Linked DNA regions of Homo sapiens: region 2 is linked to region 1. Evidence: chromatin contacts called from ENCODE Hi-C or POLR2A ChIA-PET data. All regions are on one chromosome and are shown on one strand. Each heading gives the region's core, a stretch centred on a gene start or an enhancer-like site at or near the end of the contact. The rest is flanking DNA. Distances are from core to core; before and after follow the strand shown.

The links. Hi-C counts contacts between places; a loop is a spot of excess contacts on that map. ChIA-PET counts read pairs that join two places held with the same protein, here RNA polymerase II (POLR2A). Pooled maps may share reads with other maps.
Region 2: a map with no recorded cell type shows a loop between it and region 1 (9-fold over the local background). The contact joins the promoter of MAST3 here to the enhancer-like site in region 1. A Hi-C loop is called at or near these places in 1 of 37 single-sample maps with no recorded cell type and 2 of 50 pooled maps. POLR2A ChIA-PET finds 5 or more read pairs at or near these places in 1 of 52 experiments (activated B cell).

Annotation. Positions count from the first base shown.
Region 1 is chr19:16,443,920-16,451,564 of GRCh38, forward strand. All of the region lies in intron 1 of EPS15L1 (epidermal growth factor receptor pathway substrate 15 like 1), which reads right to left. Among named protein-coding and RNA genes, the nearest start is that of EPS15L1, 24 kb to the right of the region's middle. RefSeq lists enhancers at 566-745, 848-2,047, 1,782-1,861, 1,972-2,031. Within about 2 kb of position 3,177, at least 32 of the 41 ENCODE cell types and tissues checked have a DNase peak (open chromatin) inside an H3K27ac peak, as active enhancers do.
Region 2 is chr19:18,094,537-18,102,181 of GRCh38, forward strand. It overlaps MAST3 (microtubule associated serine/threonine kinase 3), which reads left to right and starts at 3,242. Exons shown (of 28, transcript NM_001393504.1): 1 at 3,242-3,295. The coding sequence starts at 3,257. It also overlaps a transcript of IL12RB1 not described here. RefSeq lists a silencer at 2,977-3,486.

The sequences.
Region 1 (7,645 bases), core at 1,927-4,426:
CAGGTGTGGTGGTGTGCGCCTGTAATCCCAGCTACTCAGGAGGCTGAGACAGGAGAATTGCATTAATCCGGGAGGCAGAGATTGCAGTGAGCCGAGATCGCGCCACTGCACTCCAGCCCAGGCGACGGTGCGAGACTCCGTCTCAAAAAAAAAAAAAAAAAAAAGAAGTGAAAGTACAGAGAAAACTACCATGACAAAATGAAAATAGAAGGAAAATAGCATAAAGATCTGAAAGGGGAGAGGGAAAAAGTCAAAAAAAAAAAAAAGAGGAAAAGAAAGGGGGAAACACTGAAAAGGCAGAAAAAACTAGAATAACATGAAAAAGCAAGAAAAGCCAGAGATTTAGGAGCCATCATTTTAAAACAGACAAAGACATCATGGAAAAGACATAGGAGGTAAGTGTGTATAGCAACAGCAGCCCCAAGATGGCTGCCCCCCTCGTGCTTGGAGGCAGTGACACCATTCCTGGGTGAGGGGTACAGGAAGGAGTGGCTATCACCCTTAGCATCTTACAACCTCGTTAGATGACAGTGTCCAGCCATCACACCTGTGTCAACTTCTGGGCTCAAACTCCAGCTTATTTCCAAAATATGTCTCCCCAGAGGAAGAAGACCCACAGAAAGGAGGCCAAGGCAGGCAGGCTGTTTGTCATCTGTCAGTAAAGGTGACAGTGGTCAGGTCTAGGCAGCAAACAGCACATCGCCTGCCATGGGTTCACAGACTCCAGAGGCCCTCACTTCAGATGACAAAGGTGCCCTTCCTGCCAATGATCAGAGAGGTCTGGATCTGAAGCACATTTCCAGACAAGTTTTTTTTTTTTTTTTTGAGACAGGGTCTTGTTCTGTCACCCAAGCTGGAGAGCAGTGGCGCAATCTCAGCTCATTGCAATCTCTGACTCCTGGATTCAAGCCATTCTCCTACCTCAGCCTCCCGAGTAGCTGGGACTACAGGTGCGTGCCACCATGCCCACTTAATTTCTGTATTTTCAGTAGAAGCGAGGTTTCACCATATTGGCCAGGCTGGTCCTGACCTCAGGTGATCCGCCTGCTTTGGCCTCCCAAAGTGCTGGGATTACAGGCATGAGCCACCACGCCCAGCCCCAGGCGAGTTTTTTAACAATCTCATGGGAAGCAAGGGAAAGAGGTTTCCAAGCTACTGTGATTCCAGTGGAAAAAAAAGAGTTTCAGTCTTTGAGGCATGCAGGGTTATTAAATATCTGCTCTACTTCCCAGGCGCTAATGAGCAACAAGATCCGCAACCAAGAGAAACAAGGCCTGGACTAATCCAGAAGAGTCGCTGAAGGACACAGCCCAGAGCTCCAACCTCTGCCCATCCATGCTAAAGGCTCATCCGGCTCGAACACTTGATGACCACCGGATGTCACTCTCAAAAGACCTACAGCTGAGGGAAAGCCCAGGGAGTATGGCTCAACCATTGCTCATCACCACGGGAGTCCATCTGGGTAACCTGGAACAATGACAGTGGTCAGAGGTTTTGATCTAATTACACATATGTCAGGTTTTGCATATGCAAAAGCAGAAGGGGGAAGAAAGAAGGTACAGCACCAGGCCCCAACTGCCACTTCCTCTTATGCCAGGCTTCTTCCCAGGAACAATGGACTCACACCTGCACGCTGCCCTGATATGTCATTGCGACAGAACTGAAGACACATGTTGCTAATGACATAAATCCCCAGCCCCAGGCAGTCTGTCACTGGCCCCTGTGCAGAGACCTCTTGGCCCCCAAAAGGAAGATTCACAGCTACTGGGAAAGAGCCCTCTGTATGCTGAGAGCAGCCTCTGGAGCTGCCCACCCATGTCTGACCCCAAAGTGAGCCTGGGGCCAAGCCCGAGGCAACAGCAGAGAGGGGACGCACCAGGGGATGAGGCCTGCACCGTAAGAGGCTGCAGGTGGCACCAGGATGGCCGTAGGAATGGAAGGAAGTGCAGCAGAGCTGACCCGATGTGTTCTCCTGACCCAGCCCACTGTGCTGAGAAGACGCCATCTTCGCCTCTGCAGTGTGTGAATTGTTGATGAGGTTCAGTGTAGCTTTCAGCTCGGTCTTTCAGTTGCTCTTCCTAACTCAAAATGCTAAGAGACAACATGCAAAGTTCCTGTGGCCTCCTCACTTATCCTCCAGCCCAGAAACAATTTACAAGTGGGATGACAGAGAGAGGGGCACAAGGAGAAGGACAAGTTCACATCCTTCTGCTCTGAAGGCTTTAAAACACCGCAATTCACACAAGCGCCTGTAACTGTAACCCAGGACAACAGCAGTTGAGATGGAGAAACCCAGCAGAACCACCTCGGAGGAGAAACTGTCTCAGGATTGTGTTCTAACGACTCCTAAGCAGGGTTCACCCAACTCTGATCCCCGCACGTGGCCGAGGGCAGGACGCCTCCTACATCTTCATGCCTGGCTGCCTCCTGCCCAAACTCTCACTCTCACTCTGCTAGCAAAGTACGCGCTCTTGTGCAAAACAAACCAATGATCATCAGCCTTGGTTCAAAATGACTTTTGGAAAGCAATCCATTTTCACTGTAAAATGTTCAGAGAAGTACCTATAATCCCTTGTTTCCTATCCAGTACCTCTCATCCTCCCGACAACGCTAAAGGGCAGGTAATATTACTAGTCCAGTTGACAGGTGGGGAAACTGAGTTTGCCCTACTCAGGACCACAACAGCCAATGAGCAACAGTCAGTGAAGCACCCAGGATAGGTGGTCCTGGAGTCAGACCCTCACCTACTGTGCACCCTGTAATGACAGCCCAGGTGTCACAGGGCTGTGCACCGGACCACAGGACAGCCTCATGCATATGCTGGCCTGGGAAAATGCACGTCCGTGATGACGTGCTGGAGCATTTTATTAAACAGAAGAGGTCAAAAGGCAACACTCAATTTGAGCATATAAATGGACTTGAAAGCCAGTGTTTTCGATGACCTGCCATTTCCCCAGGAAAGCTGAGACCCCATAATGGCTATGTTTTTCAATGCCACTGCCAAGTTTTGCAGGAAGTTAGGCATATAACACTGAAACACATCTCAGTCTGAGTTCCTACTTAGAAAAACATATGGATGCAAAAACATAGCCCGGAGTAGAGCTTGCTTGATAATCCTTCCATTTCTGCCTTCCCCTTAGAGGCCCCCACAGGCCTTGCACAACCATCACCCAATGTGAGCCCAGCCCTCCCAGCAGGCCGGCCCACATTCTGCGGGTGAGATAACCTGGCTCAGTCATGTGGCAAGCACGGGGCAGAACTGGGACTTGACTCAAAACATTCAAAAGGCATCAGGGAAACGCTGGGGTATGTCTAACCTTCCTGGACTGGATGGGCAGCTCTCTCCAACTGCTCCATCAGAGGTTTCTACAGCAGAGCTAAGGTAAATGTTACCAAGAGAAGGAGAAGACTTGGCAAGTGAAAAGAGAGCTTTTCCAAATCACAAGGAAAAAGACATCTCAATTAAAAATGAGCAAAGAGAGAGGCAATTCAGAAAGAAGAGATGCAGCAAAGTTAGAAAGAAAATGTTCCATCTCACTAGTAATTTAAGTATTACAGGGCCAGGCACTCTGGCTCACACCTGTAATCCCAGCACTTAGGGAGGCCAAGGTGGGTGAATCACCTGAGGTCAGGAGTTCAAGACCAGCCTGGCCAACATGATGAAACCCCATCACTACTAAAAATACAAAAATTAGCCAGGCATGGTGGCAGGTGCCTGTAATCCCAGTTACTCAGGAGGCTGAGGCAGGAGAATCACTTGAACCTGGGAGGCGGAGGCTGCAGTGAGCCGAGATCATACCACTGCACTCCAGCCTGAGCGACAGAGCAAGACTTCATCTTCGGAAAAAAAAAAAAAGGCAGAGAAGCTAAAACAATTCTGAAAAAGAATAATAAAGTGGAAAGAGTCAGTCTACCTGATTTCAAGACTGACTCTATAGCTAGAGTAGTTAAGACAGTGGAGTATTGGCAGGGGGCGGGCACAGACAGTAATGCACAGAACAGAATGTAGAATCTGAGAAACAGACACACACAGATCTGCCCAGTGGATTTCTTGACAAAGGTGCAAAAGTATTTCAGGAGGAAGGAAAGCCTTTCCACAAAGGGCACTGGAGCAATCGGCATCCATAGGAAAAACATGGGCCTCGAACTAAAAGTCTTATGCCTCGTACAAAATGTAACTCAAAGTGGATCATGAATTCAAATGTAAAACATAATCCTCAGGATCTAGGGCAAAGCAAAGAGTTCTTAGACTTGACACCAAAAGCCCGATTCACAAAAGGAAAGATTGGCAGACAAACTTTATGTTTGCACTGTGAAAGAGCCATGTAAGGCCTGGCGTGGTGGTTCATGCCTGTAATCCCAGCACTTTGGGAGGCCGAGGCAGGAGGATCACCAGAGTTTGGGAGTTCAAGACCAGTCTGACCTACATGGAGAAACCCCATCTCTACTAAAAATGTAAAATTAGCCAGGCATGGTGGCGCATGCCTGTAATCCCAGCTACTCGGGAGGCTGAGGCAGGAGAATCGCTTGAACCCGGGAGATGGAGGTTGAGGTGAGCCGAGATCACACCATTGCACCATTGCACTCCAGCCTGGGCAATAAGAGCAAAATTCCGTATTAAAAAAAAAGGGGGGGGGAGAAAGGCCGGGCGCGGTGGCTCACACCTGTAATCCCAGCACATTGGGAGGCCAAGGTAGGCGGATCACCTGGGGTCAGGAGTTCAAGACCAGCCTGGCTAACATGGCTAAAAATACAAAAAAATTAGCTGGGTGTAGTGGTGTGCACCTGTAATCCCAGCTACCCAGGAGGCTAAGCCAGGAGAACTGCTTGAACCCAGCGGGCAGAGGCTGCAGTGAGCCGAGATTGTGCCACTGCACTCTAGCCTGGGTGACAGAGCAAGACTCCGTCTCAAAAAAAAAAGCCAGATAAAAAGGTGAAAAGGCAAGCTACAGACTAGAAAGAAAGGTTTGCAAAGCACATATCCAACAAATGACTACTATCTAAAATATATACTAGAGAGCTCTCAAATTCAACAGCATAAAAAAGAAAACAATCAAATTAGAACATGGGCAAGCCAGGCATGGTGGTGCGTACCTGTAGTCCCAGCACTTTGGGAGGCCAAAGCAGGAGGACTGCTTGAGCCCAGGAGTTCCAGACCAGCCTGGGCAACATAGTGAGACCCCATCTCTACATGAAATTAAAAAACTAGCCAGGCGTCGTGGTGCACACCTGTAGTCCCAGCTACTCAGGAAGCCAAAGCAGGAGGATTGCTTGATCCCAGGAGTTCAAGACCAGCCTGGGCAACATAACAAGATCTGATTTCTTAAAAAACAAACAAACAAACAAACAAACAAACAAAAAAACACGAAGAAGAAAAGAACATGGGCAAAAGATCTGAAGGCAAAAAGACATTTTACCAAAGAGGAAATATAGCAGATGGCAAATAAACGTATGAAAATATGTTTAACATCATTAGCAAAAAGAAGAATGCAAATTAAAACCACAGTGAGATGCCACTGCACGCTATCAGAGTGGCTAAAATAACAAATAGTGACAACATCAAATGCTGGTGAGGATGCAGGCAAACTGGGCCACTCATACACTGCTGATGGGAAAGTTAAAAGGTACGGTGACTCTGGAAACAGACTGGCAGTTTCTTAAAACAACAACAACAAAAAAAAACTAAACACAACATGAAACTACCGCATGAACCAGCAACTGTCCTGGGCATTTACCCGGGAGAAATGAAGAGTCATGTTCATACCACATCCTGTATGCAGTGTTGGCCACAGCTTTATATGTCACTGCTCCAAACTGGTAACACCCCGGATGTCCTCCAATAAGTGAGTGGTTCAGCAAACTGTGGTCCAAGCACACCATGGAATACTACTCAGCAATGAAAAGGAATGAACAGCTGACACATATGCAATAATCTGGATGACTCTCCAGAGAATTATGCTGAATGACAAAGGCCAAACCTCAAAGGTTACATACTGAATAATTCCATCACATAACATCATTAAAATGATAAAATTGTAGAAATGAACAGAGTGGTGGTTGCCGGGGATAAGGAAGAGATGGGCTGGGAGGGAAGTGGGTGTGGCTATAAAAGGGCAACAGGAGGGACGTGTTCTGTACCTGGCTATCAACAAGACCCTATCTCTACAAAAAAAAAAAAATAGCCACGCATGGTGGCACATGCCTGTGGTCCCAGCTACTCAGGAGGCTGAGGCAGAAGGATTACCTGAGCCCAGGAGTTCAAGGCTGCAGTGAGCTATGATCGTGCTACTGCACTCCAGCCTGGGCAACAGAGCTGTCTCTTAAAAAAGAAAAAAAAAGCTTTCAAACCTTGATTCCGTGCTCTGATGCCCTCCCCAGTCCATGTCATTCACCTTGCTGCTTTGCTGAATGTCTAAACTCTCAGGGGTGGTTCTATTGCTTCTCGGTTCCTCTCCAGGGCAGGGAACGCATGCCTTACCCCTGTGTCATGCCCCACTGCAGGCCCTGAGTTCTGTCTGGGCTGGACGGAGGCCGTGAGCCCCAGGCATGTCCATCTTCTTTTTTTTTTTTTTTTTTTTTGAGACGGAGTCTCACTTTGTTGCCCAGGCTGGAGTGCAATGGTGCGATCTCGGCTCACTGCAACCTCCGCCTCCCAGGTTCAAGTGATTCTCCTGCCTCAGCCTCCCAAGTAGCTGGGATTACAGATGCATGCCAACACACCTGGCTAAATTTTTGTATTTTTTAGTAGAGACAGGGTTTCACCATGTTGGCCAGGATGGTCTCGCCCTCCTGACCTCAGGTGATCCACCCGCCTCAGCCTCCCAAAGTGCTGGGATTACAGGCGTGAGCCACCACGCCTGGCCAGGGCATGTCCAACTTCTGCTGGTCTCGCAAGGTGGTCATTTGGGTCCCCAGAGAATCCAGGACTCTTCCTTCAGAACCTGAACATAGCCATCATCATCAATATCCCAGATGCAATACTGTACCACCATTATGCAAATGTTGCTTCAGAGGAAACTGGATAAATGGTACAGGCTCTTTTTTTTTTGAGACAAGAGTCTCGCTCTGTTGCCCAGGCTGGATGGCAGTGGTGCAATCTTGGCTCACTACAACCTCCGCCTCCCAGGTTCAAGCAATTCTCCTGCCTCAGCCTCCCGAGTAGCTGGGATTACAGGCACCCACCACCGTGCCCGGCTAGTTTTTATACTTTTAGTAGAGACCGGGTCTCACCACGTTGGCCAGGCTGGTCTTGAACTCCTGACCTCAGGTGATCTGCCTGCCTCGGCCTCCCAAAGTGCTGGGATTACAGGCGTGAGCCACCGCGCCCGCCCAGACTCTCCAACAACTGCAAGTGAGTCTACCATCATCTCAAAATGAGAAGTTTTGTTTTTTCTTTAAAGACTTAGGAAACCTAATGACCAAATGCAAGGTGACATTTGCAGACAATCAGGGAAATGTGAATATGGTCTTGTTATCAGATAATACCAATACCAAAGGCGTTATTATTAGTTGTGTAAGGTGTGATAAGGCATTGTGGTTATGTAAAGGAAAACGGTCTTAACTGTTAGAGGTGCATGTTGAAATACAATTTCTTTTATTTATTTATTTTATTTTTTTTATTTTTTTTGAGATGGAGTTTTGCTCT
Region 2 (7,645 bases), core at 1,992-4,491, 1.7 Mb after region 1:
TTGGAAAACAGCCTGGTTGTCTTTTACAAATTTAAAATATAGAGTTGCTGGGCGCAGTGGCTCATGCCTGTAATCCCAGCACGTTGGGAAGCCAAGGCAGGAGGATCGCTTGAGCCCAAGATTTTGAGATCAGCCTGGGTAACATGGCGAAACCTTGTCTCTACAAAAAATACAAAAAATTAGCTGGGCATGGCGGCATGTGCCTGTAGTCTCAGCTACTCCGCCCTCCAGCCTGGGCGAAAGAGCAAGACCCTGTCCCAAAACAAAACAAAACAACCCAAAACATAGAGTTACACCATATGACCCCGGAAGTCCATTCCTAGGTAAGTACCCAAGAGAACCAAAATATATCCACAAAGGCAGGGGGCGGTAGCTCACACCTGCAATCCCAGCCTTTCGGGAGGCCAAGGTGGATGGATCACTTAAAGGTCAGGAGTTTGAGACCAGCCTGGCCAACATGGTGAAACCCCCGTCTCTACTAAAAATGCAAAAATTAGCTGGGAGTGGTGGCGGGTGTCTGTAATCCCAGCTACTCAGGAGGCTGAGGCAGGAGAATCAATTGAACCTGGGAGGCAGAGGTTGCAGTGAGCCAAGATCCCGCGACTGCACTCCAGCCTGGGCATCAGAGCAACACTTCATCTCAAAATAAATAAATAAAGAAATAAATCTATGCAAAAAGTTGTATGCCAATGTTTATAGCAGCTCTATTCAGAATAGCTACCAAAATGTGAAAAAATCCAAGTGACCACCAACAAATGAGTGGATCAACAAAATGTACATGTACATATATACAATGGAATATTATTTGGTCATGAAACGGAATGAAGTACTGATATTTGCCACAACATGGGTGCATCTTGAAAGCATGATGCTGAACGAAGCCAGACACATAAGGCCACATGTTATGTTTTCATTTTTATGAAATATCCAGCACAGGAAAATTCATAGAACAGGAAGCAGATTGGTAGTTGCCAGGGGCTGAGAGAGGGGGAATGAGGACTGGCTGCTAATAGGTACAGGGTTTCTTTTGGGGATGATACAAATGTCCTGGAATCAGATCGTGGTGATGGTTACACAACTCTGTGAGTATGCTTAAAACACTGAATTTATTGCACACTTTAAAAGCGTGAATTTTATGGTATGTGAATTATATGTCAATTTTTAAAATTGTATGAGAAAAACAAGTTTTCCCTGGCATCCTGTATTTTTATTTGCTCAATCTGGCCACCATAACTTGATGCAATTCTACAGTACCTCATGGACAGTCAGGCCCAGTGACCCTTCCTAGGGTCCCCTCGAGCCTGAAAGCATACTCCAGTGTCCACACTGTACAGTGGGGCAGCCGAAGACAACTGCGGCTGCAGAGAAAGTGCGAGTCCCAGGGAAAGAAAAAATGCAGGTGCTAAGCCAGGCACAGTGGCTCATGCCTGTAGTCCCAGCGCTTTGGGAGGCTGATGCAGGAGCATCACTTGAGGCCAGGAGTTCGAGACCAGCGCGGGAAACATGGCGGTACTCCATCTCTACAAAAAAAACCCAAAAAAATTAGCCAGGCATGGTGGCATGTGCCTGTGGTCCCACCTACTCTGGGAGCTGGGGTATGGGGGCTGAGGCAGGAAGATCGCTTGAGCCCGGGAGGTAGAGGCTGCAATGAGACAAGATTGCACCACTGCACTCCAGCCTGGGTGACAGAGAGAGACCCTGTCTCAAAAAAAAAATTTTTTTTTAAATGTGGGTGCTATTTTGGGACTTTGGGCTTTTCTCAGCCTCAGTTTCCCCTCCTGCAAAATGGAGTAGAACAATTATCTTCAAATATCTGTGAGAGATGGTGTTTATGAGACACTTAGGGCAAAAAGGCAATCATCCTCAAAAAAGAAACTGACAACTGCAGCGGCTACCTGCTTTTGTAAGTAAAGTTTTATTGGCACCAGGGCCAGGATTAAAGGGAGGCAAACAAGGCTGAGTGGTGCAAGGACAAGGGTCTGATCATGTCTTAAGAGTTTTAGTGTTTTGGCCAGGCAAAACACCAAAACTCTTTGGCCTGCAATCCCAGAACTTTGGGAGGCTAAGGTGGGTGAATCACCTGAGGCCAGGAGTTCGAGACAAGCCTGGCCAACATGGTGAGACCTCATCTCTACCAAAAATACAAAAAATCAGCCTGGTGTGGTGGTGGGCACCTGTAGTCCCAGCTACTAGGGAGGCTGAGGCATGAGAATAGCTTGAACCCAGGAGGCAGGGGTTGCCGAGATCATGCCACTGCATTCTAGTCTGGGCAACAGAGAGACTCGTCTCATAAATTAAAAAAAAAAAAAAAAAGTTTTGGTGTTTTGGCCATATGCGGTGGCTGACACCTGTAATCCCAACACTTTGGGAGGCCTAGGCAGAAGGATCTTTTGAGGCCAGGAGTTCAAGACCAGCCTGGGCAACATAGTGAGATCCCCGTCTCTAAAAATAAAATAAAAAATAAAAGTTTTGATGTTTTGTTCATCATAAATGTTTTCATTAATTTTATGTTTTTAAAATATTATTTCTCTTGATGGCTGAGTTTTGTGGGGCCACCTTAAATTTTGCACAGGGGTGAGATCCTCACTCGCCTCACCCTAGAACCCGTTCTGCTGTGTGTACTGGGCACATTTTTTGTTGTTGTTTTGTTTTTGTTTTTGAGACAGAGTCTCGCTCTGTCGCCCAGTCTGGAGTGCAGCGGCGCTATCCCGGCTCACTGTAACCTCCGCCTCTTGGATTCAAGCGATTCTCCTGCCTCAGTCTTCTGAGTAGCTGGGATTACAGGCGCGCGTCACCACCCCCAAGTAATTTTTTTTTTGTTTTGTTTTGGTTTTTTTTGTTTAGTAGAGACAGGGTTTCACCATGTTGGCCAGGGTGATCTCGAACTCCTGACCTCAAGTGATCTGCCCACCTCGGCCTCCCAAAGTGCTGGGATACAGGCGTGAGCCACTGCGCCCGGCCAATGCGCTGGGCATATTGATTAACCTATCTTAGCCTCAGTTTCTTCATCTGCAAAATGGGGCTGAACGATGCTGCCTTACTTCTGAGAGGATTCATGCAAAATATTTACTTCTGCGCTCTGCTGGAGGGGCGGGGCCAGCTCGCCCAGTGGGGGCGGGGCCCTGTGGTCGGGCTCCCCGGGAGGGGCGGGGCCAGGCCGTGTCAGCTGACCGGCCTGGCCAATGGCACCTGGCGGCGGGGCCTGGCAGGCCGGGGCGGGGCCGGGGGCGGGCCTGGCGGCGCGGACTCCCGGGCCATGGACGAGTCGAGCCTCCTGCGGCGCCGCGGGCTCCAGGTGAGGCCCCTGCGCGGGCGGGCGGAAGGCAGAGGGCGCGGCCAAGTGGACGCGGCCTGAAAGGTGCCGGGAGGGGCGGGGCCTTCACGGGCTGTAGGGAAACTGAGGCAGAGGGTGGGGAACGCTCAGATCGCTTCTTTTTGACCACCCGCTTCTCAAAGTGCTTTTTCTCATGGTGGGAAGGGGGAAGGTGCCCCCTTGGACATCTAGGGAAACTGAGGCTCCAAGCGATGGCGTGGGAGGAAGAGGCTGAGGGCTCTGCCCCTCCCCACCAGCTGTTCTAATAATAATGCTAGCAACAGCAGCCAGAGAGCTCACCATATGTTCATGGTTGTTTTAGTCCTATTACTAGCGATGTATTAATATGAGTTCATATGTATTAATACCTCCTTGGGTCGTCGCTGCACCACTGTACACCCTCAGCTCAGCCCTACGACGACCTGGGGAGGTTGGGGCTGTCAGGCGCCCATTTGTCAGAATAAGGAAACTGAGGCTCTAGTCCCGGAAAGCCACTCTCCAGAGGTCGCCTAGCTGGGATTCGATCTGCGCCCTCAACCAGCTCTCTTACGGCACAAGGCGCTGCCAACCAGCAGTGTGACCTGGGGGGAGGGCACCCTTGCTTCTCTGGGCCTCAGTTTTCCAATGAGCCATAGGGTCCTCCTTTTACTGAGTTTATGTTTAGGAGGCTGTGTCATCAGGAGGTAGGGACACAGGCGTCGGGGACAGCAGAAGCCTAAGTTTGAAGCCACACAGGGACTACATGACCCCGGGCAGCCACCCTTTGACTTCTCTGGGCCTCAGTGTCCCCATTATAAGAAAAGAAAAACAGGAATTAAGATTTGGCCATTTTCCTCTGGGACTTAGACCACACCCTTAAGAAGCCACCAAGTTTTCAGGTAGGGAACCTGGGATTCAGCACTTACCCAACGAACATTTATGGAGCGCCTGCTGTGTGCCTGGCTCTGGAGAGGCAGCGGAGTGTTCTGCAACCTCTGGAGCTGCCCTCCTAGAAACCCCAACCTGTTGGGGGAGGTAGACGCCAGAGCAGCGGTGACCCCACGGAGTGATCAGTTGTGATAAGGGACTCACAGCAAGTGAAGGAGGCGCCTGACCCAGTCATTGCTGGGAGCCCTGGGGTAGAGGAGGCAGCCAAGGGTGGCGAGGCATTGCAGCGGGGGGCGGTATTTAGGGAAATGAAAGAGGTTGACAGAAGCTGGAACCTAGGGAGGACTGAGCAGGTGGGGTGGGGGTCGGGGACTGAGGTTAGCTCCGGGCGGGTTGAGGGGGTGAGAGGAATGGGGCCGGCGGGTCTCCAACCTGGAGCCGCACCGGTAGCTGCGGGACTGCGAACTCAGCAGGTGATGGGAAGCCAGGTCGGGAGTGGTCAGGGAAGGCACGGGCTGAGCTGCAGATCAGAGACACCCGGTCTCTGGCCGCGCGGGGGTGGGGCAGAACTGGAGGCGCTGAGGCCAGAGGCAAGAGTGGGGGACTTGGGCGGAAAGGAGGGGGCGGGGCGGGATTGGCGAGCAGCGTGGTGTTGGTGGGGGGGCAGTCCCGCCTCCAGCCCCAGTTAGATGCCAACCCGCCCGCAGCCTCTTAAAATAGAGAAACCGCCTCCGGGTAGGCGAATGGGGGTGCTGCTGACGTCAAGAAGTGGGGCCTGTTCCATGGTGGGGGGGTCAAACATTTCCTGATGGTAAGTTCTATGTTACAAAAGGGGAAACTGAGGTTCAGAGAAGCATAGCCACTGTCCGGGTTTCACAAAGTATAGGTGACAGAGTCAGACAGGATTTGAACCCACGCAGTTCCGGCTTCCTCTCCAAACCAACCCAGCACAGGCGTCCCTCCACGAAGGTGGAGGGATGAGCACGGATTCCCCGACTGAATGAGGGCATTCCGGGCAGAGGCCACAGCACGTGCAAAGGCCCAGAGGCATGTAGCCTTTCTTACCTGTTTATATGGGGAAACAAGAACTTGAACCTATTTCTTAGCACTAGAGGCTGATGGCCAGGACTTAATGCTTCCAGGGCCTTCAGTGCTGATTTTGAAGAGGTTAGACTTTCCCCCTAGGGTGATGGGGAGCTATGGAAGGTGCTGGAGCAGGAGAGGACATGCCCATATTGAGGGGCTGGGAAGACTCCTCTGGAGGGCTAGGAGCAGGAGTGGGGGAATCAAAAAGGGCAGGAAGCCAGGAAGGAGCATGGAATGAAAGTCTAAGTGTACCAGGTGTGGTGGCTCATGACTGTAGTCCCAGCTACTCAAGGAGGCTGAGGCAGAAGGATCTCTCTCTCTCTCTCTTTTTTTTTTTTTTGAGAAAGAATCATGCTCTGTTACCCAGGCTGGAGTCCAGTGGCGCAATCTCGGCTCACTGCAACCTCCACCTCCCGGGTTCAAGTAATTCTCCCTGCCTCAGCCTCCCGAGTAGCTGGGATTACAGGCACATGTCACCACGCCCGGCTAATTTTTGTATTTTTAGTAGAGACGGGGTTTCGCCATGTTGGCCAGGCTGGTATCAAACTCCTGATCTCAGGTGATCCGCCCACCTCGGCCTCCCAAAGTGCTAGAATTACAGGCGTGAGCCACCGCGCCCAGCCAAGAAGGATCTCTTGAGCCCAGGAGTTTGAGGCTATAGTGAGCCATGATCACGAGACCCTATCTCAAAAATAAAAATAAAGGTCCAAGTGGAAGAAGATTAAAATAATAATAAAATAATAGTAAAGTGGGAATAACCGTTCATATTAACAGGCTAAGCCCTCTCATGCATTCAATTCTCCCAACAGCCCGAGTGGTCAGTGCTATTATTAGTTCCACTTTTCAAAGGAAGAAACTGAGGCCCAAAGAGGGAAGTACCCACCAGGAAGCCAGAGAAATTCTAACCAATCTGGCACGTGAAGGTGTTGTCTTCATCAGCCCCAGTTTGGGGTCTCTTTTGACTGGAAACCTTGTTAATGGTCCAGGAGCACCCCAGCCAATCAGGGGGTAGATCGCTGATGCGAGCCAATCAGATTTCCTGGAGGCCAAAGGCCAAAGAGTCCATTCACAAACGGGTGCTGACCGGCCAATCCAGACGCATAGCCCAGGGCGTCCTCTCCGGTGGTGACAATGTGAGGCGTGCTGTTGGCTGTGTGCAGGAAAGGTCTGAAAAAGGATCCGGCCTGGCCCGCGGGCGGCCAGTTTGCGACAGCCCTGGGTCCAGGGAGGAGGTGGAGACCTTCCCAATTTGGGTTAAACTCAGCCTCACGCATAACGTGTGCAGGCACCGGGTAACGTGAGCTGTTATTACTACTACTACTATTATCTTATTACATTTATCATCTCCTACTTGGACCTTTGCTTTACACATGACCGAATTTCAAAACACCAGGTCCCACAAACAGAGCATCCCCCGGCAGAGAAGGGCTAGAGCCTGTATCTGGACTTTTGTCTCTGCCGCTACTGGGGTGGCTCCTCTAGGTTCAGCCCTCCAAGGTGATCCTGCTTTCTCATGGACAGCTTCCACTTATTTTCCTCCTCCTCCTCCTCCTCCTCCTTCTCCTTCTCCTCCTCCTCCTCCTCCTCCTGGAAGCCCTGGGGCTGGTGCCATGTGGTCCATGCTGACTTCTCTCCCATTTAATTCCAGGGGCATCGAACTTCCAACCGGGCTTGGTGCCCAGCAGGCTGAGTCTCACCTCCCTTTGCACGTGCTGTTTGCTGGGCATGGACTGGTGTTTTCCATGTGCCTGCAGGCTTTGTTTGACACCCCCTACTCCAGGAAGCCCCTTAGCTCTCCTCTCTGTGTGCCTCCAACCCCTCTTCTCCCTTTGAGTCTCTCTTTTTTTAGACAGGATCTTGCCCTGTCGCCCAGGCTGGAGTGCGGTGGCCCAGGCTGGAGTGCAGTGGCGCCATCTTGGCTCACTGCAGGCTCCGTCACCTGGATACAAGCGATTCTCACAGCCTCAGCCTCCTGAGTAGCTGGATTACAGGCGAGCGCCACCACACCCGACTAATATAATTTTTATATTTTTTAGTAGAGATGGTGTTTCACCATGTTGGCCAGAATGGCCTCAAACTCTTTTTTTTTTTTTTTTTTTTTTTGAGACGGAGTCTTGCTCTGTCGCCCAGGCTGGAGTGCAGTGGCGTGATCTCCGCTCATTCCACCTCCCAGGTTCATGCCATTCTCCTGCCTCAGCCTCCCGAGTAGCTGGGACTACAGGCTCCTGCCACCACACCCGGCTAATTTTTTGTATTTTTAGCAGAGACGGGCTTTCACCGTGTTAGCCAGGATGGTCTCCATCTGCTGACTTCGTGATCCTCCCACCTCGGCCTCTCAAAGTGCTGAGATTACAGGTGTTAGCCACTGCGCCTGGCCTT